Linked DNA regions of Homo sapiens: region 2 is linked to region 1. A link is an interaction called in ENCODE POLR2A ChIA-PET data of the cell type or tissue named here. Cell type or tissue: MCF 10A. All regions are shown on one strand. Links, peaks and the distances in the headings refer to the core of each region. The heading gives the core; the rest is flanking DNA.

Region 1 (15,776 bases), core at 3,866-11,865:
CTTTGTAAGTGATAAAGTGGACACTGGCACTCCCTGTAAACTTGAAGGGAGATCACTAAAGGAAAAACAGAATTCTTAGATTTAAGAGCATGGGAGAGAAGATGACCCTAAGAGAAAAAATGCAGCCTTTTCAGAAATTATTTTCTTTGTCACAGAGCTTCCCAAACTACATTTATTTATTTATTTGAGACAGAGTCTAGCTCTATATTGCCCAGGAGGGAGTGCAGTGGCGCAATCACAACCTCTGCCTCCTGGGTTTTTTTTTTTTTTTTTGAGACTGAATCTCGCTCTGTCGCCCAGGCTGGAGTGCAGTGGCACGATCTCAGCCGACCGCAACCTCTGCCTCCTGGGTTTTTTTTTTTTTTGAGACGGAGTCTCGCTCTGTCGCTCAGGCTGGAGTGCAGTGGCACGATCTCGGCTCACTGCAAGCTCCGACTCCTGGGTTCACGCCATTCTCCTGCCTCAGCCTCCTGAGTAGCTGGGACTACAGGCGCCCGCCACCACACCCGGCTAATTTTTTGTATTTTTAGTAGAGATGGAGTTTCACCATGTTAGATAGGATGGTCTCGATCTCCTGACCTCATGATCCACCCGCCTCGGCCGCCTCCTGTGTTTTTAAGCAATTCTCTCTGCCTCAGCCTCCCAAGTAGCTGGGATTACAGGCGCCCGCCACCACACCCGGCTAATTTTTGTATTTTTAGTAGAGACGGGGTTTCACTATGTTGGCTAGGCTGGTCTTGAACTCCTGATCTCAGGTGATCCACCCACCTCGGCCTCCCAAAGTGCTGGGATTACAGGCGTGAGCCACGGTGCTCAGCCTCTCAAACAACATTTGAAGGCCTGGCTTCCTTCTTGACTTTTGGCCTCCTTGTCTGTGTCCTCTCCTCCATTCACTCTCACCTACCTGGGGGTCTGGCTGCTGTTTCATGTATCTTCAAATTGTAGGGCTCTTTTCTTTGCTCCAGACTGGTGACCAGGTCTGGGTTAGAGATACTAACACCTGTTTTATTAAAAAAAAAATTAACATGACTATTGCTGGGGATACTCCAATTACCAACCTAGTACTATGCTAAGTAGAATAGAGAAATTAGGGAAGATTCTAGAAAATTAATCCAAAAATTGTTTTCCGACAGAATCTGTAGAATATTTAAGTATTTTAAATCTGTGGGCTTTAAGTTCCACTACCGAGTACTACTGAATCAAAAATAAGTAGTGCAAATTGCATGTTAAGATGTGAAAGACAATTATTTTATATCATTAATTTCTAGAATTACCACTAGCCTAGAGCGAAGGAAACAAATTAGCTCAAAAGAAGGTTTATGTAAAGATGAAACATCCTAAAGATTTTATTTTTTATACCACCAAACTCCCAACTTTTTCGTGAAGGAACTGAAATTAATTCATGCAAAGCAGAAGCTCTCAAGAGACATTCTACAAAGGAAGAAAATGAAATTCTGAAAAAGTATTAGGAATTACATATTAAAGTTATCCTTACCCAGGGAGACCAGGTTTCTGTAGTTCTCCAACATCACATCTCTATATAAATTCTGCTGGGAAGTGTCCAGACATTTCCACTCTTCTGGAGAGAATTCTATGGCCACATCCTTGAATGTTAAGAGTTCCTGAAAATACACATTTATCAAGTGACAGAATTCTTTTTTTTTTTTTAATACGGAGTCCCGCTCTGTTGCCCAGGCTGGAGTGCAGTGGTACGGTCTCAGCTCACTGCAAACTTCACCTCCCAGGCTCAAGTGATTCTCCTGCCTCAGCCTCCCGAATAGCTGGGATTACAGGCACCCGCCACCATGCCTGGCTAATTTTTGTTTATTAGAGACAGGGTTTCACGATGTTGGCCAGGATGGTCTCCATCTTCTGACCTCGTGATCCGCCTGCCTCGGCTTCCCAAAGTGCTGGGATTACAGGCGTGAGCCACCGCGCCTAACCAAAAACAGGAATTTTTCCACCCAGAAAAACAGACAGGATCTGTGGGGAGGGCACACGTTATGGTTTCTCTTCAGACTGTCCATGTAATTCTACTGCAAGACTGGGCTAAGAGTCACTCAGCCAAGCATTGCCTCTAAGGTTCAAAATGCATATAAATTATTTGGTATTCAAAGCCTCACTGTAAGTAACAAAATTCTGCAGGTTTGAAAAGGGTCCATGAATTAGCTTCTTATTGCAAGTCTCCTGTTATTGCAAGTCTTCTTATTGCTGACACTCCTCCCCCTAGACCCATTATACCACTCAGCTAGAAAAAGCAGTCACAGCATGAGTCCCTCACTGCAACACCCTTATCACGACACAAATACTTTACATCCGAAGACAAGACCACCAATCATCATCTTGAAATACGGCATTCTCTGCAAGCCCTTTAATGTTTACAGAGGCGGAAGATGGTGGCAAGTCTGAGTAAGTCTGCATTTGAAAAACGTGTATATGCATCAATGCAATCTTTATAGAGCATGTACTATGTGCTCAGAAGTATGCCATAGAGCAGTGTGCTGGGAAGTTCACATTATGTGTGTTAATACTATAACATCCTGAAAAGTAGTCCCATGCTTCCCAGGATTTAAATGCAGGGCCCCAGCATTTCTATTTGTTCTTCTGTTTTCTTATCATTGTTTTTTTTTTTAAATGCGTAGAATAATAGCTCAATATAGAGAGACGGGACAGATACAGAAAGGAAGTGCTAAGTGCAATTCAGAGGAATTTTTTATTTTTGTGTTTGTAGTTATTATGAGACTTGTGAAAAAAACCACTGAAACTGCAGAGATGGGGAACAGGTTGCTGGATAGGATGTCTCTAGAAACACTGACTTTAATTTTATAAAAAAGAATTTAAGGCACAAAAGTATATTGCTTTTCCTCATTTATCTGCTTTTGGGTATCAGGAAATTGTGAGCACCAGCTCTGGAGAGGCAGTAGGGGTAGCCACCCCAAACTCTGATCTCCTCTAAGCAGTTCTGTGAGAGATTTCAGTGTGGGGTAAGACCTGGACAAGGTTCAGCAGAGGGTGGATCTGGGCAGAACTGGGACAGAAGGTGGGCCCTAGGCATCTGCTCTCTATGCCCGTAAGTATTTTCAGTTTTGTCTTTTCTAAGCCTGCCCAAGAGAAATTTGATTCCCAGAGTTTCTGTATCTTAATCTATTTTAGCTAATTCCCTATTTTATAACATTATAACACACAATAACAAGGAATTTAACCAAAACCCTTATGTTTTTCTAGACCAATTATATTAGAAGCTAATTATTTATTCTTAGCAAGGTAAAAACAACACAAATAATAACAACAATTTCTCTTCTGTCAATGAACAGCTGATCAGATGGTGGCATTAAAACTCACAAAACAATAAAAGGGAAGTAACACAAATTAAGCTTAAGTCTCCATACAGTTTCTGTCTTTGTACTGAACACACGATGCTGAATTCAATCATTTATTCATGTGCTCTAGACTGCAAGTTCCTTGATGGTAGGGACCATGACTGCTTTATGTCTTTTTCTAATGATCATATGAAATAGAAGCAATTAGCTTATTGATCAGTTTGAGTCTCCAGATTCCTCATTTTTCACCAAAGAACCAGAAAACTGGAGCAATTCTTATCTGGGTACAAACCAAGGAGATTCTTTCTGTGAGGGGAGGAACAAACCCTGCATGAGTCACTTATCTTCCTCTGAAATGGGAGCAGAATTAGACCTTGTCAGACTGACCCCAGTCTGCACATGACATCCTCAAATGTCTCATTACTCAAAGATGCTGAGTAATGATGCCCTCATAGTGATCCACGGAGGAGACACTCAGGCTGACTTTGTGTGGTGCAAACAGAAAATGGCGCTGTCCTGGTGGTCCTGCACATCTTGGCTCCAGATGTGATATCCCCTGTCCCTGATCAGCTAACTCTGAGGTAAGAAGAAGGACAAAAGTACTCTACTCCCATAACACAGTATAGAGGAGGAAGGTACACTTGTGATTATGGTTGTCATTAAGGCTCTGGATATTTTGTGGCCTTACCTCCCACTGCTAAGATGCTTGTTTACACTTAAAGATTCTGCCACAGGATTCTGTTCCCATCAGAAGCCTCTCACACAGCTGTAGCAGGTCACTGAACAAGATCTGGAAAACTCAAAGGGCCCCACTCTAAAAATGGGGCTTAAGATGTCTACATTGACCTCTCATGATGCAGAAAATGTCTTCTGTGAGTTTTTCGTATGTCTTCAACCCAAAGTCTGGTCCAGTGTTGGGAATCCCAGGCAGAGGCCAACTTTTGTATGCAGATTCTAGGTGGGATCAATGTGCCTCTACATTCTTAGGGGTTAGAGTAAGCAGAGTAAAACCAGAGGAGAGATCACCTCATGGAGGCTCCTTCAACACATTCTTAAGAATATTTTGACCTAAAAGGAAATACTGGGATAAACATAATATAAGTAGAGAGTTTTCTGGGGCCAAAGCTTGAAGACTGCAATCCTGGAGTATAAAGCTACCTGAATATACACTCCAATTACAAGTATATTTGTAAAGGCAAAAAGGAAGGCAGGATAGAAAGTTGTCAGGAATTCTTATTTACAGAAGTAACATTGGTTAGTGATTGGTTATATACATTGTTAAGCTATTGGGTGTGGATTATAGTGTCCAGTGTGGCATTATTAGGTTAATTTATAGCCACTTGTGCCAATAGCAAGCAATTTCAAAAGACAAATAGTTCAAAGACGGGAACAGTACATCACTGTGGTCTCATTTTAACCAGTCTCTGGGTCTGATCATTAAAAGAACATGTATTTCTCAAATAAAAGTTCTTTTCTTCTCTCAAATCCCAGAAAATAAATTCAGAATTTGGAACTGCACATTTAGGTCTTGGAGGGCTGGTGAGCTATGCACATTTGCGGGCATTTGGGCAAAGGGAGGAGGGAGAGAATTGAAGTTCTCAAGTTTAATCAATGCACATGTATGATCCTGGTTGGGTTTATGGGCCCCGTGATCTCTGAATCCGTGTCAGATCTGAAGATGACAGGAGCACTGAAGGAGGTGAAATAACTGATTGCTGTCCTGAAGTGATTTTTGTAGAAATCTAGTCTAACTGCTCTAGAAGGGACTGTAGATCCCAAATAGAGAGACTATTTTGTTTGCAGATTTGGGGAGCACCTTGCTGCACTTTGTCATACAATTGTGGGTTGTGGCTGGAATCCTGAGAAGAAAGGTTTTTCTCTCAAGTGAAGCCTGGTGGGCACTTTGTATATAACGTCCAGTACTTCTAAACAGTGCATGGAAAATATGACTAAAAGAAAAATTTTCAGCCAGGCACGGTGGCTCACGCCTATAATCCCAGCACTTTGGGAGGCCAAGGCCGGTGGATCATGAGGTCAGAAGATGGAGACCATCCTGGCCAACATGGCGAAACCCCGTCTCTACTAAAAATACAAAAAAATTAGCTGAGTGTGGTGGCGCGCCTGTAATCCCAACTACTCAGGAGGCTGAGCAGGTGAATCGCTTGAACCTGGGAGGTGGAGAATGCGGTGAGCCGAGATCGCACTACTGCACTCCAGCCTGGCGACACAGCGAAGACTCCGTCTTAAAAAAAAAAAAAAAGAGAAAAATTATCTCCAATCCTAAAAAAATTTTCCACCATAATAGAACAGCAAGAAAATGTTTTGTTATATAATTAAACCAAAATGTGATGTGCATCACAGGCAATCTACTAAGAGACTGCAAACACAGAAAAAAAGTCACCATTAGTTCTTAAGTAGAAGACTTGAAAGCACCATTTACACAGTTTATTATTTCACCTAGTAATTTGGGAGGTAATCTGGGTTTTCTAATTGGTAATATTCAAAAGAAAAATAAACTTCCCACATCTTCATGACAGGACGTAGACCCACAATGTGGAGCCAGGTACCTGCTGAAGGCAGCCTCCCACCCTCCTACAGAAACTGTGGGATATATTCTTGCTATTCACATTTCAAAGCAATAGTTCCCAAGTCCTAGATAAAGACAAGTCTGAGTCAAAAAAGACAAATGACCTATTTAACTGATAAAAATGATTTACATATATTTCAAAAACTGGTGAAAATAATTATAAAAATTTTCCACCTAAATGCTTTAAGAAAAGGGAGAAGAGCAAAAATTCTTCCCTCACTCTAAAGAGAAATCATTAAGCCTCTTCTAATTTGTATTTGCTCCTACAACAGCCAGGTCTAAGGCATGGTCTTGAATTCCCTAACGTCTGAATTCTTGTAGGCACGTAAGGGATGAACTTGGGCACACTGTATGCACAGAAAAGAGGATTTGTGGGGAAGGAAAAAGCACAAGACAGCAAGGAGCTATCAAGAGCCATGGGGTGGGGGCAGGGCACAACTGATGAAAGGACTGGTTTGTGCTACAGGTACAGGCCCAGGCAGGGCTACGCACTGACTGATTCCTGAGTCCATAAAGGCATAGGAGATTAAGATCAGATGGTCCAGAAGCCTGGGTTGGAGAAGGAAACGGGCTCCTGCTAAACAGATCTGGGGTTGAGATGAGCCAGGAGTCTTCTGGGCACTGCGTGTGCTTTTGGCAGAAAACTGTAGGAGCAAAACTGCCATGGGCACAATTCCTGAGGGTAGAACCCTGTCTTAGGCCAGGTGTGGCCGTGCGAATGCCCAGTGGGCGTGCTCAGGAGTGGGTTAGCATTGGGTGGGGGCTGGCAGCAGGATGCGGGGAAGGGATGTTTCTTAGAACTGCTTTCCTCTAAGTTCCCAGTCCCCTTTCTCCCCGGGAGGAGGCCTGGAGGAAGAGGACAGTGCCCAGCGGGACAGCGCCTGTGCAGAACCCGGCCGCGCCTCCTGCGGACACCAGGTGACTTCCTCCAACCCAGACTCGGCCATGTCTTTCTTCTGACAGAAAACTTGCGGAGTTTCCTCAACACCAGTCAATGCTCCAACCCCAACGGGGTGTCCAGCAACTCACTAACGACACCACCCAGAGTCAGCGCTGACCCCACAAGCTCAGCACTCTTCCCGCAGCTGCTCTCCTGCAGACGCCAGTCCCTGCCTCTGGACACCCGTCTTCATTTCTGAACCCCTGCCTACAAACCAGGGACGCCCACACCCTCCTCAAGTTCAATAATGTGGCAGAACTACTCACAGAACTAAGAGAAGCGCTGTGCGCACCGACACCAGCGTATTCTAAAAGATGCGAACAGACACCAGCGTATTCAGGAACAGCCACGCGGAGGAGGCGCACAGGGCAAGGGGACTGGCGGCAAAGTTGGCGCAGGCAGGTGATTTGCTTCGCTTCCTCACACACCTCACAAAAGCCTTTCCTTCAAGACCCGCTGGCAGTCCCCAAACCACGAGCCACGGCAGAGCTTTCCCATTAATAAGTCCTGTTTGCTCACATGAACTCCATGTTTTGATGGGGCCTCAATCTCATTCTGAACAGGGTAAAGTAGGGACGGGATTCCGGACCACAGCTCCTCCCACGCCGGCACCGCGCAGGCCGCCGCGGTGTCTTCCGGATGAGCTCCTACTCACTCCACAGCCCGGGGAAAGTGCAGGGCTACCGGCGCAGAGCTGCACAAGGAGGGCTGCAGGCTGGGCCAGAGCCGCTGTACGGGGACTGACAAGAGCGCGGGTCCCTCACCGGAGGGGACTGAGGACAGAGGGCTGAGCGGGAACTCCATTCACAGACTCCTCCCACCGCCGCCATTTCCCGCCGGTTCCGATGAGGCCTCCACAGCCTTGGGACGCCCTGCCCTGCACACTCACCATTTCCCGACTTCAGGAGTGTCCCAGAGTCTTAGATACGAATCATCCAATACCGGCAGGTCACAGAGCCACAGAGGCTGAGGCTGTGGCAGAATCACCGAGGCTTCCCTAAGGAGCGGGAGCAGAGCGATGAGGCCCTAACCGAGCTCTGGCTGGAGCTACAAGCAAAAGCCGCGCCAGATCCCGGATGCCGCACCCTCCTCTCTGCTGCGCGCCTCATTCGGCAGTTGTCAATCCAGCGCTCTAATTGGATAGAGCTGTAAGTCTCCCGCCTCAGGCCTTGAGTGACAGAAGTTGCAACCATACACAGCACTGAATGAGGCGAGAGTGACAGGCTCTGGCCTCCTGGTACTTTGAGGCAGGTTTTTTGTGTTTGTTTTTTGAGTCTGGCTCTTCTCGCCCAGGCTGGAGTGCAGTGGCGCGAACTCGGCTCTCTGCAACCTCTGCCTCCCGGGTTTAAGCGATTCTCCTCAGCCTCCCAAGTAGCTGGGATTACAGGTGCCCACCACCACACCCGGCCAATTTCTGTATTTTTAGCAGAGACAGGGTTTCACCATGTTGGCCAGGCTGGTCTTGAACTCCTGACCTCAGGGTATCTGTTCGCCTATGTCTCCCAAAATGCTGGGATTAAAGGCGTGAGCCACCACGCCCGGCCCAGGCTGGGGTGTTATCTCTGTGCTTGGCTTGGTACAGCCCAGTGGTCATTTTTTTAACCTTGTGGTATGTAAGGTTAGGTCCATTTATAATATAAATTATACACACACGCATGCATGCACGCACATGCACACACACGTACACATGCACGCGTGCATACACAAACTTGTTCACAAACGGAAACAATATAATGACAATTATTTTAATGTTTTATAACCTTTCTGGCCTCTGGTCTTTTGAGTAGGACACATGAGATTTTAAGAAGGAAGTAATCCTCTAAAAAATAAAATGTTAGCTATTAGTGAATTTTCAATTTTTTATTAGCCACATCGAAAATAATAAAAACAAGTGAGATTGTTTGTGATAATTTTAGCCTACTATATCCAAAATATTATTGTTTTAATATGTGATCAATATATAATTGAGAGGTGAAGCCAGCTGGACTTCCTGGGTAAACTGGGGACTTGGAGAACTTTCCTGTCTTACAAGAGGATTGTAAAATGTACCAATCAGCACTCTGTAAAAACGCACCAATCAGTGCTCTGTAGCTAGCAAGGGGATTGTAAAATGCACCAATCAGCACTCTGTAAAATGCACCAATCAGCAGGATCCTAAAAGTAGCCAATTGCAGGGAGGATTGAAAAAAGGGCACTGTGATAGGACAAAAACGGAACACGGGAGGGCACAATTAAGGGGAAATGGGAGGTGGAATAAAAGCTGACCACCCCAGCCAGCAGTGGCAACCAACTGGGGTCCCCTTCGATGCTGTGGAAGCTTTGTTATTTCCCTCTTCAAAATAAACCTTGCTACTGCTCACTCTTTGGGTTCGTGCTATCTTTAAAAGCTGTAACACTCACCACAAAGGTCCGTGGCTTCATTCTTGGTCAGCAAGACCACAAACCCACCGGAAGGAACCAACTCCAGACACATAATTAGGAATACCTATATTTTGCCAGGCGCTGTGGCTCACGCCTGTAATCCCAGCACTTTGGGAGGCTGAGGTGGGTGGATCACGAGGTCAGGAGATCGAGACCATCCTGGCTAACATGGTGAAAGCCCGTCTCTATTAAAAATACAAAAAAATTACCCAGGCGTGGTGGCGGGTACCTGTAGTCCCAGCTACTCAGGAGGCTGAGGCAGGAGAATGGCGTGAACCCGAGAGGCAGAGCTTGCAGTGAGCCGAGATTGCACCACTGCACTCCAACCTGAGCGACAGAGCAAGACTCCGTCTCAAAAAAAAAAAAAAAAAAAGAAGTAAAGTATATTTCTGGTATAATTATTCTAAACTCACTGTGCATTTTTTGTTTGCAGCACATTTTACTTCAAACCATCCACATTCCAGGTACCCAGTAGCTACATATGGCAGGTGGCTGCCACATTGAGTGCAGACATGAGGGTTCTGACCTCAGGGAATTGAGGGCCTGAACACGTCTTTTCTGCTGGAAGTGAGGGAACAGCCTCTCTACCAACTTTTCTCCTCAGGATCAAGGGTGGGTGGGACAGAACCCCTAGAGAGAGCAGGGGCTGCAAGCTGAGAGTGTCCACGTGAAGACCACGGTCTCCCAGTTGCTGTTTTGTAGAGATGTGGTGGTCTCCTCAGTTCAGCCAGGTCTAGCCTCTCATCCACGACCAAGAAGAATGAAGCATGGCAATACCAGAGAGTGAGTTTGGCAGAGTAGGATTTATTAAGCAAAAGGAAAGCTCTCAGCAGCAAAAGGGGACCTGAAAGCAGGTTGCCTGAAATGGGCCTAATTTCTTTTTTCTTTTTTTTTTTTTTTTGAGACAGAGTATTGCTCTGTTGCCCAGGCTGGAGTGCAGTGGTTTGATCTCAGCTCACTGGAACCTCTGTCTCCCTGGTTCAAGTGATTCTCCTGCCTCAGCCTCCTGAGTAGCTGGGATTACAGGCACCCACCATCATGCCCAGCTAATTTTTTGTATTTTTGTAGAGATGGGGTTTCACCATGTTGTTGGCCAGGCTGGTCTTGAATTCCTGACCTCAAGTCATCCACCTGCCTCTGCCTCCCAAAGTGTTGGGATTACAGGCGTGAGCCACTTCATGCATCCGAGTTCTGGGTCTTTTATGGGGCAAGAAAAAGGAAGTCTTCTGGGGTTCTGCCTAAATGGGAGGGGTAAGTTCCCCACTAAGGGTATTGCATCTGTGCATGCCTGGGGTGGGCCACAGTGACTCCATCTTAGTTATTACCCATGAGTGCCTAAGCAAAAACTTGGAGAAATGGGGGAAGGGGTGTGCTAAAACAACAATGCTAATGTCGTGTGTACGATATTCTAATAAGCTGGGTCAAGTTTAGGACATTTAGGTTGATTTATTGCGCCTGCACCTAAGTTGAAAAAATCCCTTCTGAGCAACATCCTGGCATAAGGAAGTTGTTAACCACATTTCTTCCTGCTAGCTACAGGGGCAGTGCTGGTGCGGTCCTGTGGGTGTTTTTTCTGTCCCAAAACCCTCCCTCTCTATCTGCCTAACCAGCCTCTGACTGCTTCCTCTCTCAGAGGTTTGTTTTCCTTTTAAATATCAGACAATAAACAAAGAATGATGGGGCTCCAGTAGGAGAGAACACAATGTCTTCAGATATCTTCGCAGCCTTGACCTCCAAAGTTTAGATGTAGAGGGAATGGATTAAAGGCAAACTTCTTGTTTCTTATTTATCTTTGGACCTAATTGTCAGGCTGTAACTGTGTGTTTTTCTCCTGTGGCGTGGGGCATGCTGTGAGTTTAAGCACCGATCACTTGCATCCACATCTACCTGCACTTCTGTTCCAGAAGGAAGGCCGTAAGTGTGAGTTGTCCAGATCCTTGGCATTTTGAACAAAGAATTGAACAAAACGCAGAAAGTAACAGAGGAACAAAACACCGGAAGAAGCAGCAAAAGTAGAAATTTATTAAAGTGAGAAGGCACTCCACAGGGTGGGCGTGGGCTCGAGCAAATGGCTCAAGGACCTGGTTACAAAGTTTTCTGGGTTTTAAGTACAGCTTTTGGGGTCCCTATTGGCTGCCCCTTATCTGGATGAAGGATTTGGTCTGTGGCTAATTAAAAACTGACAGGAATTGACATCCTATGCAGATGAAGGGATGGCGTGTGCTTAGCCTGTGGCCACTCCAAGGCACTCTCCCTTTCCGTCTGAGGAGTGGTGGAACGGGGTGGGTTGTAGGGAGAGTAGCCTTTGATCCTTTGCCACTCTGGTGTGGGGGGACGGGTTCTTTTTCTTTCGGTTTAGCTGTTGGAAGTTGGCCTTAACTGGTCTTAGGTTCCCTGCCCCCAGATCTTGGTGTTTTTTCTTTTAGGAAGTCAGCACAAATTGGCCTTAAGTTCCCTGCCTCTACACCCTATTCTCCTACCTCACTTCTGAATAACTGAATACCATCTTACAACAAATCTATTAAATAAAGGGAAAATAAAATCAATACTTACAGGGTGCCGAGCGTTTGCAGGTTATTTGTAATCAATCTGTCCTGGCATCCTGTATTTAATGGGTATATATATTACTAAGCTATAACTGCATAACAAACAATCTCAAAACATACTAGCTCATGATTGAGGTGGTTGGAAATTTAGGCTGGGCTCAGCAAGGCTATTCTGGGCTCAGTTTGGCTCCTTCAGGCATGAGTGTTCAGCTGCTGGTGAATTAGGTGGCTCTGCTTCTGGGAGTGAGCTGTCTGTAAACTGGGGCACTTTGGCTTTTCTTAGCATGCTATTTTATCCTCCAGAAAGTTAAATGGGCTTGTTCTAATAGAGATGAAAGGGTTCTGAAAAACAAAACGAAGCATTTAAAACTGTTTGAACCTAGGTACCAAACTGACATACTGTCATGTGCACAGCTTTGGCCAGTGCAAATAAGGCAAGAAAGAGTCAAGGTTTGGGAAGCAGAATCTGTCTCTTGATGGGAACGACTATAAAAGCCACTGCCAAGGGCATGAATACAAGAAGAAATTTTAAAATATTTGTCTTTTTTATTTTTGAGATGCAGTTTTGCTCTTGTCACCCAGGCTGGAGTGCAATGGCATGACCTGAGCTCACTGCAACCTCTGCCTTCTGGGTTCAAGCAATTCTCCTGCTTCAGCCTCCGGAGTAGCTGGGATTACAGGCACATACCACCATGCCTGGCTAACTTTTTCTATTTTTAGTAAAGATGTGTTTCCCCATGTTGGCCAGGCTTGTCTCGAACTCCTGACCTCAGGTGATCCACCCACCTCGGCCTCCCAAAGTGCTGGGATTACAGGTGTGAGCCACTGCGCCTGGCCAAAAAAAATTTGTCATTTATGCAATCAATTTTATTATGCCTTTTCTTGCAGATGAGGTTTATATAACTGCCCCAAAGCTACTAAGCAGTTGGCTGGGACTCAGGATCTACTTTGCCTGAAAGCAAGAAACATCACTCTGTCTACCTTCCAATATACTATAAGGCTATAGTGACCAAAATAGCATGGTACTGGTACAAAAACAGACACACAGACCAATAGAACAGAATACAACACTCAGAAATAAACCTGCACACCTACAGCCATCTAATTTTTAACTAAGCTGGCGAAATAAGCAATGGAGAAAGCACTCTCTATTCAATAAATGGTGCTGGGATAACCAGCTACTCATATGCAGAAGAGTAAAACCAGACCTATACCTTTGGCCGTATACAAAAATTAACACAGGATCAATTAAGGATTTAAATTTAAGACCTCAAACTATAAGAATGCTACAATGCCACCTAGGAAATATATTTCTTGACATTAGCCTTGGGAAAGAATTTTTGGCTAAGTCTCCAAAAGCAATTTCTGGAAAAACAAACATTAACAAGTGGGACTTAATTAAACTGAAAAGCTTCTGCTTAGCAAAAGAAACTATCAACAGAGTAAACAGAAAATCTATAGAATGAAAGAAAATATTTGCAAGCTATGGATCTGATGAAGGTCTAATTTCTGGAATCTGTAAGAAATATAAACAATTAAACAAGCAGAAAACAAATAAACCTATTTTAAAATGTGCAAAAACATGAACAGATATTTATCCAAAGAGAACTTACAAGCACCAACAAATGTGAAAATATGCTCCACATCACTAATCATCAGAGCAATGCAAATCAAAACCACAGTGAGATATCATCTCACACCAGTCAGAATGGATATTGTTAAAAAGTCAACAAAAGACATATGTTGGTGAAACTGTGGGAAAAACAGAAAACTTATACACTCCTGGTAGGAATGTAAATCAGTTCAGCCACTGTGGAAAGCAGTTTGGAGATTTCTCAAAGAACTTAGAACTACAATTTTACCCTGCAATCCCATTACTGGGTATTTATCTTTAAAAAATTATTCTACCAAAAAGACACATGCACTCACTTGTTTATTGCAGCACTATGTGCAATAGCAAAGACATGAAATCAACGTAGTAACCTATGAGTGGTAGGCTGGATTTTAGAAATGTGGCACATATACACCGCAGAATACTATGCAGCCATAAAAAGAATAAAATTATGGGTTTTTTTGCTGCAACATGGAAGCAGCTGGGGGCCATTATTCTAAACAAATTTATTCAGAAACAGAAAATCAAATACTGAATTTTCTCAGATATAAGTGGGAGCTAAACGTTGGGTACTCATGAACATAAATATGGCAACAATAGACACTGGGAACTAGTAGATGTAGGAAGGAGGGGAAGCAAGTGTTGAAAAACTGTTGAGTACTATGTTCAGTACCTGGGTGACAAGATCACTCATACCCAAAACAGCAACATCACACAATATGCACATCAAACAAACCTGCATATGTACCCCCTTAATCTAAAATAGAGTTGAAAAACAAGTTTACAGTACCAACCATGCACCATAAAACTTATCATACTTCCACAAAAAAATATATATAAAGCATCTTGGTTTAAAAATCTATAAACATATACAGTTGGAAGCTAAAAAATAAACAGTTGGAAGACCTAATGCATATTCTCTCTTTTATACAAAATGGTAAACATTAATTTCCACAAAGCAAATGGCTATAACAAAATCCAAGCACCCTTTTCCTCTGAGTCATGGCTCCTGGAAGATGAGGCTGTGCATGAAGATGGGGCTGTGCATCTTTTCTCCTGCGTCCCAAAATAGATCCATCAATACAGCCACCTTCAGCTCCCCAAGGGGTACCCCAAGAATCACATTCTGTTGCTATTACACTGCCAGAAGTGAGGAGCCCACTGAATAGCCAGCCCCAGGACTAAGGCAGAGTCAGCAAGCCCTGAGGGACAGAGGCAGGAGGCAGGCAGCAGCTGGAGGGAGAGAGAAGAGGTACAAAGACCCATAACAAGCCTTCAGCCTGATTTTGATACAAAGCCTGCTGAAGTCACCCTCTTCTTCTTTACATCCAAGAACTACTTCAGATGACTCTTCACTGTCTTTATAATTTAGCTCCTTCTCTGAGAGCTAAACTGAGTATATGGGAAATGTAGAGAGGGTGTTTTAAAAGAAAATGTTCCACACAACTCTTGGGGTCACAAATGGCTGTTAGAGAAGAGGATTTGAAGGTTCAAATATCCTCAGTGAAATAAGCATTGCTGGTATGAAATAATCACCAGCGTGTGTACCACCCTCTCACTGCCTCATTGACTCAGGCTGGTTGTATGAATATTTTCCTTGACTCAATTCTTTACACAGGATGCTCCTTGAATAATCCATTTGGAGACTCCAGAGAAATAAAAACAGGGCTGCGGTTTCTCTGTAGGCCACTCTGCATCTAGGCGAATCTTTCCAGTATTCTATTTTCTCTCCACCACTCTGTGTAAAAGGGTCTCACCCTGCACTTCCCATTTTGCTTTTACTATGGGGAAGTTCCCTCTCAATCTTTGTTTTCCACAAAAAGCCCATGTCTCATATTCCATTTTCTGAACCCTCAGCTTAGTCAAGTCCACTTGAATTTTTACAAAGAATGTCTTAGTGTTATAAAGAAATCTCTTTAAAATGTGAAAGTCATCTGACATGAGTGCGGCAGAACTCCACTCCAAACAAAGTGGATTTTCTTCCTCTGGCCGGGCCTGCAGCCTCTTTCCTCAAAACCTTTACAATGCTAGGATTCCCTTGGAAATCCTAAGACTCTTACTTGTTCCCTCCAATGAAGGAAAATATTGTTTTTCATTTGGCATGGAGACACAGAGAAAAGAGGCGGAGAGAAAGGTCATGGGAAGTGAATACAGGGTAAAGTAAAGGCATCTATGCACAAGCACAGTGATCATGTTCTCACCAAGGGCAACACACATGTTCAAAAAACCAGCAGAAGGTTGGAAGGCCTAACACATCAAGATACAGAAACCTCAAATCTTCATCTTATGCAAATTAGAAATTGCAGAAGAAAAGATTAGTGAACCACAAAAACTATTCAAAATGAAACAG
Region 2 (15,776 bases), core at 3,700-11,699, 180 kb before region 1:
ATCTTCCCACCTCAGCCTCCCAAAGTGCTAGGATTACAGGTGTGAGCCACCACACTTGGCCATTTTTTGCATTTTTTATATGCAAAAATAGGGGTTTTTGCCATGTAGCTCAGCCTGATCTTGAACTCCTGGATTCAGGCAAGTCACCCACCTTCCCCTCTCAAAGTGCTGAAATTACAGGTGTGAGCTATCGTGCTTGGCTTCTTTCAACTCTTGATACATATTTTCAAATTATCTTTCAAAAGGTTATTGACCGTTTATACACTTTACAAGCATGAACAGTGTGTTTCTACTGCTCATAAAAAGAGACAATGTTAGAAAACATTTAATTTCCCAAAGTGATGCCAGACAAAATTCATATATTTTGGAGCTTTTTTTTCTAACCACATTGAAGTTGGGCGCCTTGTGAAAAATGGCCTTTTTTTTTTTTTTTTTCTGAGATGGAGTTTCCCTCTTGTTGCCCAGGCTGGAGTGTAATGGCACGATCTCCGCTCACTGCAACCTCCACCTCCAGGGTTCAAGTGATTCTCCTGCCTCAGCCTCCCGAGTAGCTGGGACTACAGGCATGTGCCACAAAGCCTGGTTAATTTTGTATTTTTAATAGAGACGGGGTTTCTCCATGTTGGTCAGGCTGGTCTCGAACTCCTGACCTCAGGTGATCCACCCACCTCAGCCTCCCAAAGTGCTGGGATTACAGGCGTGAGCCACCACGCCCAGCAAAATGGCCATTTTTACTTCTTTTTTTTTTTTTGAGATGGAGTCTTGCTCCGTCGCCCAGGCTGGAGTGCAGTGGTGCCATCTCGGCTCACTGCAAGCTCCGCCTCCCGGGTTCACATCATTTTCCCACCTCAGCCTCCAGAGCAGCTGGGACTACAGGCACCTGCCACCACTCCAGGCTAATTTTCTTTTTGTATTTTTAGTAGGGATGGGGTTTCACCATGTTAGCCAGGATGGTCTCAATCTCCTGACCTTGTGATCCACCCACCTCGCCTCCCAAGTGCTGGGATTACAGGTGTGAGCCACTGCGCCCGGCCAACTTATTTTAATGTGTAATTTTTTAAATAAGTTCTGTGTATTTTTTAATTGAGTTTGTGATTTTTCTCCCTATTGTCAGGGGTTTCTAACACCTTCTATTTTAATGCAATCTGTCTCACATTATCCTAGCAGGGTAATGACAGTTCACACATCCAAGAATACAACTGTCCTGAATCTGTTCTTATAAGTAAGTCAGAAGTCAAGAAATCCAGGGTGTCATCTAAACACCTGGTAGAGCCCCCCAGTCAAGACATGAACTGGGCTCCCTTTTACCTCATAGACAGCTGAAGGATTGGACGTGATTTATTGATTGGCCCCATGCTGCATCTAAGCACCTGGGCTAGGACTCAACCCTGATTGCCAAGCTGCATGTAAACAGTCTTGAAGTTTGCTATCATAATGTACCCTAGCCTGCCACCAAGACACTCATTCTGGCCACTTCAACCTGTGACTCACAGCTCTGTCGGTGTGAATGCAAACCTGGCTATCTGGCTGCGAAGAATATATAAATGCAGAACAGCAAATCAAGCATTCAGGCACCAGGCAAGAGTTCTTTCCGGGTTTCCAAAACAGGCTTTCCAGAATTTCCCAAAGATGTTGAGACTTAGACCCTTCCTGACCCCACCCCCTGAAATAATCATAAATGGAATCTGGGAGCCATGCAGACTCTCTAGCCTACTCTTTAGTGAAAATGGACTAGGGCCTAAAATGGCAACCCTTTGTCCTCAAGAACACAAACTGAGAGGCTGAGCATTGGCCTCCTACCTTCCAATGACAGACCTTACCCAAGTCCCATCAAAGCTCATACTGTCTTTTAACTGCCATCATCCAGACATGTTCCAGAACAACCCCTCAGAATTGTCTTAATGAGATGGGACAAGGGGCAATGGAGCTCCAGGTTCAGAATGGCTGCCTCGTCTTTCTCTTCTGAGAAGTCTGTACCTGCTGGACAGAATGCTCACTCCTTAGGCAGCTTAGCCCTTGTCCCAGGAACTGCTCCCTAAAAGAATCTTCTAGTCTCTTTTCCCTCTAAAGAGAGGGTCCATGAGACACTATATGGTAGCGAATACATGACCTCAATTCTCACCTGACTTGGCTAACTGATGAACTTTAGAGATAAAGATGCAGGGAACATCCTGTGTCTAGTGAATCTGTCCTGTGCTTCTCAGCTGTGGTGCCTGTGCAAATGCTGGAAGCCAAAAGGATATCCAGTGGTAGATGCATAGACACAGTCTAATAAAATTATGTAAGTTTAAGTTTAATATAAATGGAACTTATAATGTCATATCAAATATTGTTACTTAATTTTATAAGAAAACTGTTAGATTTTGTAAAGGCATTAAATATAATTTTAATAGGAAATTATGAAATTTAAGTGCACTTGGTATAAATGACTGAATTTTGGGCAATTCAGTAAAGGTCACACATGACTGTGAGTCATTGTTGATGAAATGCTCCTACAGATAGCATATTGCACATGCATTTTGATTTGTTCCTCTGAGGTCAATTTTTCTTAATTTTATTCATCAAGTTTTATACACTTTAGACAAAATAGACCTTGTAGTTATCATGTGCTCTATGAATCTGTACTTTGTTAGAAATACACATTTTCAGGCAAAACCCAGATATATTGTATCAAAATCTGGATTTCAAATATTTCCAGGTAATTCACATGCATATTAATAATTGTTAAGTGGCAGTAATTCTATGATTGAAAGAGAAAAGGTTATATGGATGTATTGATTTGTCAAAAAGGTACAGTAAAGACTGTATGTTTCAATGCATATACATCTTATCTTACAGAAAATAACTAAAAACAATAATAAAGTGGAGATGGGAGGCTGGGTGTGGTGGCTCACACCTGTAATCCTAGCACTTTGGGAGGCCAAGGCAGGTGGATCATGAGGTCAGGAGATCGAGACCATCCTGGCTAACATGGTGAAACCCCATCTCTACTAAAAATACAAAAAATTAGCCAGGTGTGGTGGTGGGCACCTGTAGTCCCAGCTACCTGGGAGGCTGAGGCAGGAGAATGGAGTGAACCCGGGAGGTGGAGCTTGCAGTGAGCCCAGATCGCGCCACAGCACTCCAGCCAGGGCGACAAGAGCAAGACTCTGTCTGAAAAAAAAAAAAAGAAAAAAAAGTGAAGAAGAAATTAAACATAAATGAGACAAAATTAGTAGATGTTGAGGCTGAGCATCAGCCTATTATACTATATTGGTTACTGTGTATAAGTTTAAAATATTCTCTAATAAAAGACTTTTCTAAAAAGACAACCATCTATAACATTAGCTCAAGATTGTGGTTAGATTTGGGGGGAAGGAAAAGAAGAAGTGGTTTGTGGGGAAAAACAAGGGTAGTTCCATTCTATAGTTACACGAATGTATTAGCTTTGTTATAAATTATTGAGCATTACATTAATATTTCATTGTGGATGCATTTCTGTATGTATGTTATACATCAATAAAAATGTAAATATTACATATTTAATACTAACTTAATATTTCAGAATAATAGCAATGTTTCGTATTGTTTTGTTTGAAAGTGGGGCATTGGCCAGGCGCGGTCCACTGCACTCCAACCTGGGCAACAGAGTGAGACTGCATATCAAAAAAAAAAAAATAGTGGAGCATTTACATTCAGTCATCATGAGATGGATACTAATATTCCAAGGTATGCATACATGTCTTGACCCTTGGGAGTCCCCCTCAGTCTTTCATTTTTTATTTCAATTGAGTAAGTAGCATGGTTTTAGTTTTGGGGAATGTAAATTTCTTACAGCAAAGTCCTTCCTCCACAACAATATTCACCTAGCACAGTGGGCTGCACACAGTGTGCACTCAGTGTGTGTGGAACTGGTTTGAATCAGGAACAAAACAAGTAGCAGAGGTCAGTTTTGCAAAGGAAAGAATGTGGGTAATATGAGTAAGACTGAAAGGCCACAACTCAACAGCAAACACTTTTTACATTAATTTGAGAAATATTTTCAACTGGTTCTCTGAAAGATGTTGGTTTACAGCAGACATTTGGGAGTATGGTTGCATATTGTAATCACCTGGAGAGCTTTAAATCACACTGGCTTTTGCCTGGGTCTTAAGCTAGGGATTCTGGCTTAATTATTCCCTTGCAATTTGGGTTTGGGAACTTTAAATACCACCACCTACATGCACAACAGGCTAATGTGCATCCAAGGGTGAGAAGCATTGATTCAGGGCAAGGAATGAATTGGTTATGTGTGATTTCTATGTGTGCTCTAGGTATTTGCCCTATAGCTGCTCCTAAATGTGGGGTCTTAGAAAACATCTTGGCCCTTCAAAGCATACTCTGCTGGTTGGCTAAATTGCAGCAGGAAAAAATATCAGCAGCCCTATTGCTATGTCACTTGCCTGCAGAGCAAAAGTTGTTTCAGGAACAGTAATTTGATTTAGTCTATATTAAAAATCATAAATAGTCTACAAATACAAAAAATAAAGAGTTTGCAGCTATGTTGAGTGCATTATAGGTGTTTTCAAATTTCTCCTATGATAAATTAAAAATGTAACGTTGGGCATTAATTTCCTAAACCCAATGCTCAGCAATTTCCTCAAATTGTTGCCAGTTTTTCCAAGAGACTTCAGAACCATTCCCTGGAGTGAATTATTTCCAATGGTGAAGAGTAAGGGGTGGATGGGATGAGATTCTAAAAAAAAAAAAAATCTTGCTTCTATTTCAGAAGTGTCACTCTTCAGCCCCGTGAAGGACACGAAAAGCTGGCTGAGTAGTGTGGTCTATGGAGGTGCAGGGGCTTCAGAGTTAGGGAAGCATCAATCCTGAGTCCAAGCCAGCTGCTTGGTAGCTGTGGGATAGTTATATAAGCCACATCTGCAAGAAAAGTCATGATAAAATTGATCGCAAAAACAGCAATTAAAAAAATTCTTATTGTATTCATGTTCTTGGAAATGGCTTTTATAGTTGTTCCTATCAAGAAACAGATTCTGTTTCCCAAACTTGAATCTCTCTTGACTTATTTGCACAGGCCGAAGCTGTGCATATGACAGTGTGCCAGTTTGGGGCCCAGGTTCAAAAGGTCTTAAATGCTTCTGTTATCTTTTTCAGAATTCTTCCATCTCTATGAGAACAAGCCCATTTTAACTTTCTGGAGGATAAAATAGCATGCTGAGGAAAGCCAAAGTGCGCCAGTTTACAGACAGCTCACTCCCAGAAGCAGAGCCACCTAATTCACCAGCATCTGACCACTCACACCTGAAGGAGCCAAACTGAGCCCAGAAGAATGGCCCAGCTAAGCCCAGCCTAAATTTCTAACCAGCTCAACCCTGAGCTAGTATGTTTCAGGATTGTTATGCAGTTATAGCTTAGTAATATATACACCCATTAAAGACAGGATTCCAGGATTCCAGGACAGATTGATTACAAATAACCTGCAAATGCTTGGCACCCTGTAAGTATTGATATTGTGTTTCCTTTATTTAAAGTTAAATTTGTTGTAAGATGGTATTGACTTATATAGAAGTGAGGCAAGAGAATAGGGTCTGGAGGCAGGGAACTTAAGGCCAATTCGTGCTGAATTCCTAAAGAAGAAACACCAAGGTCTGGGAGCAGGGAACCTAAGGCCAATTAACGTGAACTTCCTACATCTAAACCAAAAGGAAAACCTCATCTACACCTGAGTAGCAAAGGATCAAAGGTGACTGTTGCTACAACCCTCTCCTTTGCACCAGTTCTCTGATAGAAAAGGAGAGTGACTTGGAGTGGCCGTGGGCCAAGCACAGGCCATGCCTTCATCTGCATGGGGTACCAATTCACCTCAGCCTTTGATTAGCCACGGACCAAATCTTTCATCCAGATAAGGGGTAGCTGATAGGGACCTCAAAAGGAGTACTTAAAACCCAGATAACTTTGTAACCGGGTCCTTGAGCTGCTTGCTGGGGCTCACACCCATCCCGTGGAGTGCTTTCTTGCTTTAATAAACCCCTGCTTTTGCTGTTTCCTTCATGTGTTTCGTTCCATTTTGCATTTTGTTCAATTCTTTGTTCAAAATATCAAGGACCTGGACAACTCACACTCACGGCCTTCCTTCTGGGAACAGAAGTGCAGGTAGAAGTGGATGCATGTGATTGGTGCTTAAACTCACACAGTGCCCCACACCACAGGAGAAAAACACACAGTTACAGCCTGACAGGTCCAAAGATAAATAGCAAAACAAGAAATTTGCCTTTAATCTATTCCCTCCACATCTAAACTCTGGAGGGCAAGGCTGTGAAGAGATCTGAATACATGGTGCTCTCTCTTCCTGTGGACCCATCATTCCTTGTTTACTGTCTGATATTTAAAAGGAAGAGGAACCCCTGAGAGAGGAGGCAGTCAGAAGCTAGTTAGGAAGATAGGGAGGGAGGGTCTCTGGAGAGGAAAAACACCCATGGGACCGCACATGCACCACCCTTGTAGCTAGTGGGAAGAAATGTGGTTAAGAACTTCCTCTTATGCCAGGATGTTGATCAGAAGGGACTGTCCCCACTTAGGCCCAGGTGTAATAAATCAACCTAAATGTCATTAACTTGACCCAGCTCCTTATAATGTTACCTAACATGACATAAGTATTTTGGTTTTAGCTTCACCCTTTCCACCTGCTGTGGGTTTCGCTTGGGCACTCATGGGTAATAACCAAGACGGAGTCACTGTGGTCAATCCCAGGCATGCTCAGATGCAACACTGTTATAGGGGAACTTTACCCCTCCCATTTGGGCAGAGCCCACAGAAGACTTCCTTGTTCTTGCCATATAAACTCAGCCCCATTTCTGGCACCCTGCTTTCATGTCCCCTCTTACTGCTGAGAGCTTTCCCTATGCTTAATAAATCCTATTCTGCTTTACTCACTCTCTGGTGTCTGTATGTCTTATTCTTCCTGGTCATGGGAAGAGAGCCCAGACGTGGTTGAACTGAGGAGACCACCACACTGGTACCAAACAGCAAGGGGGAGACAGTGATCTTCACGTGGACACTCTCAGCTTGCAGCCCCTGCTCTCTCTAGGGGCACTGTCCTACCCATCCTTCATCCTGAGGAGAAAAGTTGGTAGAGAGGCTGGTCCCTTACTTCCAGTAGAAAAGACGTGTTCAGGCCCTCACTTTCTTGAGGTCAGAGCCCTCATGGCTGTACTCGATGTGGCAGCCACCAGACATATGTAGCTACTGAGTACCTGGAATGTGGCTGGTTTGAGGTAAAATGTGCTGCAAACATAAAATACACAGTGAGTTTAGACGAATTAAATCAGAAATATACTTTATTTCTAATTATATATTGATCACATATTGAAACAATATTTTGGATACAATAGGTTAAAATATAAACAATTTCACTTGTTTCTTTTTATTATTTTTGATGTGGCTAATAAAAAATTGAAAATTCACAAATAGCTAACATTTTATTTTTTAAAGGATTGCTTCCCCCTTAAAATCCTACTCAAAAGACCAGAGGACAGAGAGGTTATGAAATCTAAAATATTAAAATAATTGTCATTATATTGTTTCCATTTGTGAACAAGTGTGTGTCTGTGTGTGTGCGCGCGCGTACGTACACAATTTATAAATGGGCGTAACCTTACACACCAGAAGGTTAAAAATGAACCCCCAACAGAGCCAAGCCTAGCACAGAAAGCCCTGACTGAAAATACCTGGAGGCACGAGTCTGTCTCTCTTGCCTCATTAAGTGCACTGTGTGGTGGCAAGTTCTGTCACTCAAATTCTGAGCGTGGGGAGCTTGGTATCTTATCCAATCAGAGCGCTGGATTGAGAACTGCCCAATCAGGCGCGCAGCCGGAGAGGAGGGGGCGGCATCCGGGATCTGGCGCGGCTTTTGCCTTTTGCGCCAGCGTGAGCTCGGTTAGGGTCTCCACGGCCGTGCTTTCACCCCTCAGGGAGGCGTCGGTGATTCGGTCACAGCCTCAGCCTCCGTCGCTCTGTGACCTGCGGGTATTGGATGATTCGTAGCTGAGACTCCGCTACACCCCTGAAGTGGGGAAATGGTGAGTGTGGGGGCAGGGCGTCCCAAGGCTGGGGAGGCCTCATCCGAACCGGCGGGAAATGGCGGCGGCGGGACGGAGTCTGCGAACGGAGTCTCCGCTGCCGCCGCTCAGCCCTCAGTCCTTGGTCCCTTCCGGTGAGGGACCCGGGTTCATGTCGGTCCCCGCAAGGCGGCTTTGGCCCAGCCTGCAGCCCTACTTGTGCAGCTCTGCGCCCGCAGCCCCGCACCTTCCCTGGGCTGTGGGGTGAGGAGGAGCTCATCGGGAAAACGCCTGCGTGGCGTGCGAGGTGCCCGCCTGGGAGGAGCTGTGGTCCGGTCGTCGAGTCCCTACTTTACCCTGTTCGGAATAAGATCGAGGCCCTATCAAAACATAGAGTTCATGTGAGCAAATGGGGACTAATTAATGGGACAGCCCCGGGCATGGCTTGTGGTTTGGGGGCTGCCAGCGGGTCTTGAAGGAAAAGCTTTTGTGAGGTGTGTGAGGAAGCGAAGCAAATCACCCGCCCGCTCCAACTTGCCCACCAGTCCCCTTGCCCTGTGCGCCTCCTCCGCGTGGCTGTTCCTGAGTGGCATCTTTTAGAATACGCTGGTGTGGGCGCGCACAGCGCTTCGCTGAGTTCTGTGAGTAGTTCTGCCACATTATTGAACTTGAGGAGGGTGTGGGCGCCCCTGGTTTGTAGGCAGGCGTTCAGAAATGAAGACGGGTGTCCAGAGGCAGGGACTGCCGTCTGCAGGGGGGGGGCAGCTGCGGGAAGAGCGCTGAGCTTGTGGGGTCTTCGCTGACTCTGGGTGGTGTCGTTAGTGAGTTGCTGGACACCGCGTTGGGGTTGGAGCATTGACTGATGTTGAGCAAACTCCGCACGTTTTCTGTCAGAAGAAAGACATGGCTGAGCCTGGGCTGGAGAAAGATGCCTGGTGTCTGCGGGAGGCGCGGCCGGGTTCTGCACATGTGCTGTCCCGCTGGGCACTGTCCTTTTCCTCCAGGTCTCCTTCCGGGGAGAGAAGGGACTGGGAACTTAGAGGAAAGGAGTTCTGAGAAACATCCCTTCCCTGCACCCTGCTGCCAGCCCCCACTTAATGCTAACCCACTCCCGAGGACGCTCACTGGCCATTCGCATTGCCACACTCCTCCCAGGACAGGGTTCTACCCTCAGGAATTGTGCCCGTGACAGCTTTGCTCCTAGGGTATTCTGCCAATAACACACACAGTGCCAGGAAGACTCCTGGCTCATTTCAACCCCAGACACTGGATCTATAGCAGGAACCTGTTTCCTTCCCCCACCCAGGCTTCTGGACCACCTGATCCTAATCTCCTCTGCCTTTATGGACACATGAATCAGTCAGATGGTAACCCTGCCTAGACCTGCACTTGTAGCACAAACTAGTCTTTTATTTAGTCAGTCCTGCCCTGTCCCCACCATGACTCTTGATAGCTCCTTTCTCTCTTCTGCTTTTTTCTTCCTCACAAATCTTATTTCCTGTGCACACAGTGTGCCCAAGTCCATCCCTCACTTGCCTGCGAGAATTCAGACGTTAGTGACTTCAAGACCATGCCTTTAAACCTGGCTGTTGCAGGAGCAAACCCAAATTAGACGCGGCTTAATGGTCTCTCTTTAGAATGAGGGAATAATTTTTGCTCTTCTCCCTTTTCTTAAAGCATTTAGTTTGAAAACATTTTTTGTTTTGTTTTCTTGAGCCGGAGTCTCACTCTGTTGCCCAGGCTGGAGGGCAGTGCCGTGATATCGGCTCACTGCAACCTCCACCTCCCGAGTTCAAACAATTCTCCTGCCTCAGCCTCCTGAGTAGCTGGATTACAGGCCTGTGCCACCACGCCCAGCTAATTTTTCTAATTTTAGTAGAGAGGGAGTTTCACCATGTTGGCCAGGCTGGTCTCGAACTCCTTACCTCAGGTGTTAATGTTGTACCTGAGCAAGTTAGAGAAAACGCCACACTTTGAGATGAATTAAGAGTCCGTTTATTTAGCCAGCGGCCAAGAGACGGCTAACGCTCAAAGTTCTCTCGGCCCGAAGAAGGGGCTAGATTTTCTTTTATACTTTGGTTTAGAAAGGGGAGGGGGGGTCTAGTTAAAACAATTTTACAGAAATAAAGTAGGCAAAAAGTTAAAAGGATAAATGGTTACAGGAAAGTAAACAGTTCCAGGTGCAGGGGCTTTAAGATTATTACAAGGTGATAGACGCGGGGCTTTTGGGCGTTATCAATCAGACGAATTCCTGGGAACTGTGGATATTGCTCGCCACAGTATTTTATCAGTTAATTGCATTCTTGGATGTGCTGGGAGTCAGCTTGCACAAGTTAAGTCCTTGAGGAAGGGGCTGCCAGTGAAAGAGCCAAGATGGAGTCTGTCTGGCTCTTAGCTAAGGGAGAGTCAACTCAGGTGGAAACAAGGCTAGGTGATTAAAAGAAGAGGGAGAGTCTAAAAACAGGGTTAGTAGAAACAAGGTTGGGCGTTACAATTTGTCCACCTCGGCCTCCCAAAGTGCTGGGATTACAGGCGTGAGCCACTGCTCCTGTCTCGAAAACTTTTATATTTAAGTATTTTCTCTGCTTCTTTAAAATTTATATGTCATTTTTGTCAGTTAAATAAGTCATTTGTCTTTTTTGAGTCAAACTTGTCTTTATCTAGGACCTGAAAACTATTGCTTTGAAAAGTGAATAGCAAGAACATGCATCCTATCCCACAGTTTCTGTAGGCGACTAATAGGCTGCCTTCAGCAGGTACCTAGCCTCACGTTGCAAATCTGCCTCCTGTCATGAAGATGTTGGAAGTTTATTTTTTCTATAAATATTACCAATTAGAAAACCCAGATGAGTTCTCAGATTACTAGGTGAAATTACAATAAGCCGTATATGACAAATGGTGCTGTCATGTCTTCTACTTGAGAATTATGGTGAGTTTCTGTGTTTGTAGTCTCTTAGTAGATTGCCTATGATGCACATCACATTTTGGTTTAATTATGTAACAAAACATTTTCTTACTTCTCTATTATTGTGGAGTTTTTTAGGATTGGAGATGATTTTGCTTTTAGTTATATTTTTCCTCACACTGTCCAGAATCACCAGACATTATACACAAGTGCCCTCTAGGCTTCACTTTAGAGAAAAACCTTTCTCAGGATTCCACTCACAACCCATAATTTGGTGGCAAGGTGCACAAAGTGCAGCAAAGTGCTCCCCAAATCTGGAAACAGAATGGTCTCTCCTTCTATCTACAGTCGCTTCTATAACAGTTATACTGGATTTCTACAAAAATAACTTTTTAGTACTGCAATCAGTTATTCCTCCTTCGTCAGTGTGCCTGGCATCTTCAAATCTGACACTGATTCCGTGATCATGGGGCCCATAATCCCAATCAGGATCACACATGTGCATTGATTAAACCTGAGAACTTCTTTTTTATATCTATCTGTCTATATATTTTTTATTATACATTAAGTTCTAGGGTACATGTGCACAACGTGCAGGTTTGTTACATATGTATACATGTGCCATGTTGGTGTACTGCACCCATTAACTCGTCATTTATATTAGGTATATCTCCTAATGCTGTCCCTCCCCACTCCTCCCACCCCACAACAGGCTCTGGTGTGTGATGTTCCCCATCCTGTGTCCACGTGTTCTCATTGTTCAACTCCCACCTATGAATGAGAACATGCGGTGTTTGGTTTTTTGTCCTTGTGATAGTTTGCTGAGAATGATGGTTTCCAGCTTCATCCATGTCCCTACAAAGGACACGAACTCATCATTTTTTATGGCTGCATAGTATTCCATGGTGTATATGTGCCACGTTTTCTTAATCTAGTCTATCATTGTTGGACATTTTGGTTGGTTCCAAGTCTTTGCTATTGTGAATAGTGCCACAATAAACATACATGTGCATGTGTCTTTATAGCAGCATGATATATAATCCTTTGGATATATACCCAGTAATGAGATGGCTGGGTCAAATGGTATTTCTAGTTCTAGATCCCTGAGGAATCGCCACACTGTCTTCCACAATGGTTGAACTAGTTTACAGTCCCACCAACAGTGTAAAAGTGTTCCTATTTCTCCACATCCTCTCCAGCACCTGTCGTTTCCTGACTTTTTAATGATCGCCATTCTAACTGGTGTGAGATGGTATCTCATTGTGGTTTTGATTTGCATTTTCTCTGATGGCCAGTGATGATGAGCATTTTTTCACGTGTCTCTTGGCTACCTAAATGTCTTCTTTTGAGAAGTGTCTATTCATATCCTTCGCCCACTTGTTGATGGGGTTGTTTTTTTCTTGTAAATTTGTTTGAATTCTTTGTAGATTCTGGATATTAGCTCTTTGTCAGATGAGTAGATTGCAAAAATTTTCTCCCATTCTGTAGGTTGCCTGTTCACTCTGATGGTAGTTTCTTTTGCTGTGCAGAAGCTCTTTAGTTTAATTAGATCCCATTTGTCAATTTTGGCTTTTGTTGCCATTGCTTTTGGTGTTTTAGACGTGAAGTCCTTGCCCATGCCTATGTCCTGAATGATATTGCTTAGGTTTTCTTCTAGGGTAAACCTGAGAACTTCAACTCCCTTCTCCCTTTGCCCAAATGCCCACAAATGTGCATAGCTCACCAGCCCTCCAAGTCTTAAATATGTAGTTCCAAATTCTGAATTTATGTCCTGGGATTTGAGAGAAGCACAGAACTTTTATCTGAGAAATACAAGTTATTTTAATGATCAGACCCAGTGATGTGTTAAAATGAGACCACAGTCATGTACTGTTCCCCTCTTTGAACTATTTGTCTTTTGTAATTGTGTGCTATTGCCACAAATGGCTATAATTTTTTCTTTTCTTTTCTTTTTTTTTTTTTTTTTTTTGAGACAGAGTCTCATTCTGTCTCCCAGGCTGGAGTGCAGTGGTTGCTCACTACAACCTCTGCCCCCTGAGTTCAAGTGATTCTCCTGTCTCAGCCTCCTGAGTAGCTGGGACTACAGGCACCCACCACCATGCCTGGCTAATTTTTTGTATTTTTTAGCTGAGACGGGGTTTCACCGTGTTAGCCAGGATGGTCTCAATCTCCTGACCTCTTGATCCCTCTGCCTCGGCCTCCCAAAGTGCTGGGATTACCGGCGTGAGCCACCATGCCTGGCCACAAATGGCTATAAATTAACCTAATAATTTCATACTTGACACTATAACCCACACCTTATATGTTAATGTATATAGCCAGTCACTAACCACTTACTTCTATAAGCCAATAAGAATTTCTGACAACTTTCTATCAGTTCCCTCTCTGCCTCCCTTTTTGCCTTTAAAAATATACTCGTCAGCTGGGCATGGTGGCTCACGCCTGTAATCCTAGCACTTTGGGAGGCCGAGGCAGGCGGATCACCTGAGGTCCGGAGTTCGAGACCAGACTGGCCAACATGGTGAAACCCCGTCTCTACTTAAAAAAAAAAAAAAAAAAAATTAGCCGGCATGGTGGCGCATGCCTGTAATCCCAGCTACTTGGGAGGCTGAGGCTGGAGAATCATTGGAATCCAGGAGCCAGAGGTTGCGGTCAGCTGATATCGTGCCATTGCACTCCAGCCTGGGCAACAAGAGGGAAACTCCATCTCTTTAAAAAAAAAAAAAAAAGTATATATATTTATGTATATAAAAATTATATATATAATTTACATATGTAATATATAAATATATACAAATATATTATTTATATATAAATAATTTATAAATATATATTTATATATAAATTATATATATAAAACTATATATATACATATATATGTGTATATATGTATATATACACATATATACGTATATGTGTGTATATATACACACATATGTGTATATATGTGTATATATATATACACATATGTGTATATATATATATATACACATATGTGTATATATGTGTATATATATATACACATATGTGTACATATGTGTATATATATATACACATATGTGTATATATGTGTATATATACTCATAACTGCTTCTAATTGGAGCGTATATTCAGGGCACCTTTATATTCCAGTGTTGCATCTTCAAGTTTTGGCCCAAATAAACTTTCTACTTGTGTTTACCCCAGGTTTTTCCTTTTAGGTCAAAATATTCTTTAGAATGTGTTGAAGGAGCCTCCATGAGAGAATCTTACCTCTGGTTTTACTCTGCTTACTGTAACCCCTAAGAATGCTGAGGCACATTGATCCCACCTAGAATATGCACATAAAAACTGACTTCTGCCTAGGATTCACAAGACAGGACCAGACTTTGGGCTGAAGACATAACAGAAAACTCATAGAAGACATTTTCTACATCATGAGAGGTCAACATAGGTGGAGCTCTTTGAGTTTTCCAGATCTTGTCCAGTGACCTGATATAGTTGTGTGGGAGGCTTCTGGTGGGAACAGAAGAATCCTGTGGCAGAATCTGTTAAGTGTAAAAAAGCACCTTAGCAGTGGGAGTTCAGGGCCACAAAATATTCAGAGCCAAAGTCACAACAATGCCTCCCCGTAAACTCTTACTGGAGTAGAGTAGTTTTGTCCTTCCCCTTGCCTCAGAGTTAGCTGATCAGGGACAGGGGCTATCACGTCTGGATCCAGGATCTGCAGCTTCACCAGGGCTGTTTCATTTTCTGTTTGCATCCCACTAATTGAGCCTGAATCTCTCCTGCCTGGATCACTATGGGGATATCAGCCCAAGGTCACTGGGGACACTCAACCAGCACCTGTATTTGAGACATCTGCGGATGTCCTGTGCAGACTGGGGTCAGTCTGACAGCAAGGTCTAATTCTGCTCCCATTTTAGAGGAAGATAAATGACTTATTCAGGGTTTGTTTCTCCCCTCAAAGAATCTCCTTGGTTTGTACCCAAATAAGAGTTGCTCCAGGTTTCTAGTTTTTTTTTTTGGTGAAAAGTGAGATCCGGAGACTCAAACTAATCCATAAGCTAATTACTTCTATTTCATATGGTCCATTAGAAAAAGAGGTGATGCAGTCATGGTCCCTACCCTCAAGGAACTTGCAGTCTGGAGCACATGAATAAATGGTTGAATTCAGCATCATATGTTCAGTACAAAGATGGAAATTGTACAGGACACTTAAGCTTCATTTGGGTTACTTCCCTTTTATTGTTTTGTGAGTTTTGATGCCACCACCTGAATGACTATTAATTGACAGAAGAGAAGTTGTATTGTCTTTACCTTGCTAAGAATAAATATTTAGCTTCTAATATAATTGTGCTAGAGAAACATAAGGGATTTGGTTAAATTCCTTGTTGTATGTTATTAAAGACACAGAGAAGTGGCTAAAATAGATTAAAATTTCATAAAATCTGGGAATCAAATTTCTCTTGGGGAGGCTTAGAAAAGACAAAACTGAAAAAACTTAGCGGCATAGAGAACAGAAGTCTAGGGCCCACTCTCTGTCCTAACCCTGCCCAGATCCACCCTCTACTGAACCTTGTCCAGGTCTGACCCCACACTGAAATCTCTCGGAACTGCTTAGAGGAGATCAGAGTTTGGAGTGACTACTCCTACTGCCTCTCCAAAGCTGGTGCTCCCAATTTCCTGAAACACAAAAGCAGATAAATGGGGAAAAGCAATATACTTTTGTGCCTTAAATTCTTTTTTATAAAATTAAAACCAGTGTTTCTAGAGACATCTCATCCAGCAACCTGTTCTCCATCCCTGCAGTTTTTTTTTTTTTTTTTTTTTTTTTACAAATCTTAAATACAACACAA

What was found. Peaks named below come from ENCODE experiments on the same cell type or tissue, not always from the same donor. Only the 100,000 strongest peaks of a DNase experiment are listed, where the experiment ranks them.
Region 2: POLR2A ChIA-PET joins it to region 1 with 6 read pairs; 2 of 35 experiments call an interaction of 5 or more read pairs at or near these places.

What each region holds. Positions count from the first base shown.
Region 1 is chr4:116,634-132,409 of GRCh38, reverse strand. It overlaps ZNF718 (zinc finger protein 718), which reads right to left and starts at 7,909. Exons shown (of 4, transcript NM_001039127.6): 1 at 7,737-7,909; 2 at 1,496-1,622; 3 at 905-1,000. The coding sequence starts at 7,739. LOC124900641 reads left to right here and starts at 6,819. Exons shown (of 1, transcript XM_047416469.1): 1 at 6,819-9,206. The coding sequence starts at 7,162. The coding sequence ends at 7,638. RefSeq lists enhancers at 6,675-6,734, 6,995-7,194, 7,485-7,924. In MCF 10A, for the core only: no CTCF peak of the experiment used is centred there; a DNase peak (open chromatin) is centred at 7,989.
Region 2 is chr4:297,586-313,361 of GRCh38, reverse strand. It overlaps ZNF732 (zinc finger protein 732), which reads left to right and starts at 7,888. Exons shown (of 4, transcript NM_001137608.3): 1 at 7,888-8,054. The coding sequence starts at 8,052. It overlaps LOC105374336 (a long non-coding RNA gene), which reads left to right and starts at 3,572. Exons shown (of 2, transcript XR_925020.3): 1 at 3,572-3,708; 2 at 5,131-6,027. In MCF 10A, for the core only: no CTCF peak of the experiment used is centred there; a DNase peak (open chromatin) is centred at 7,781.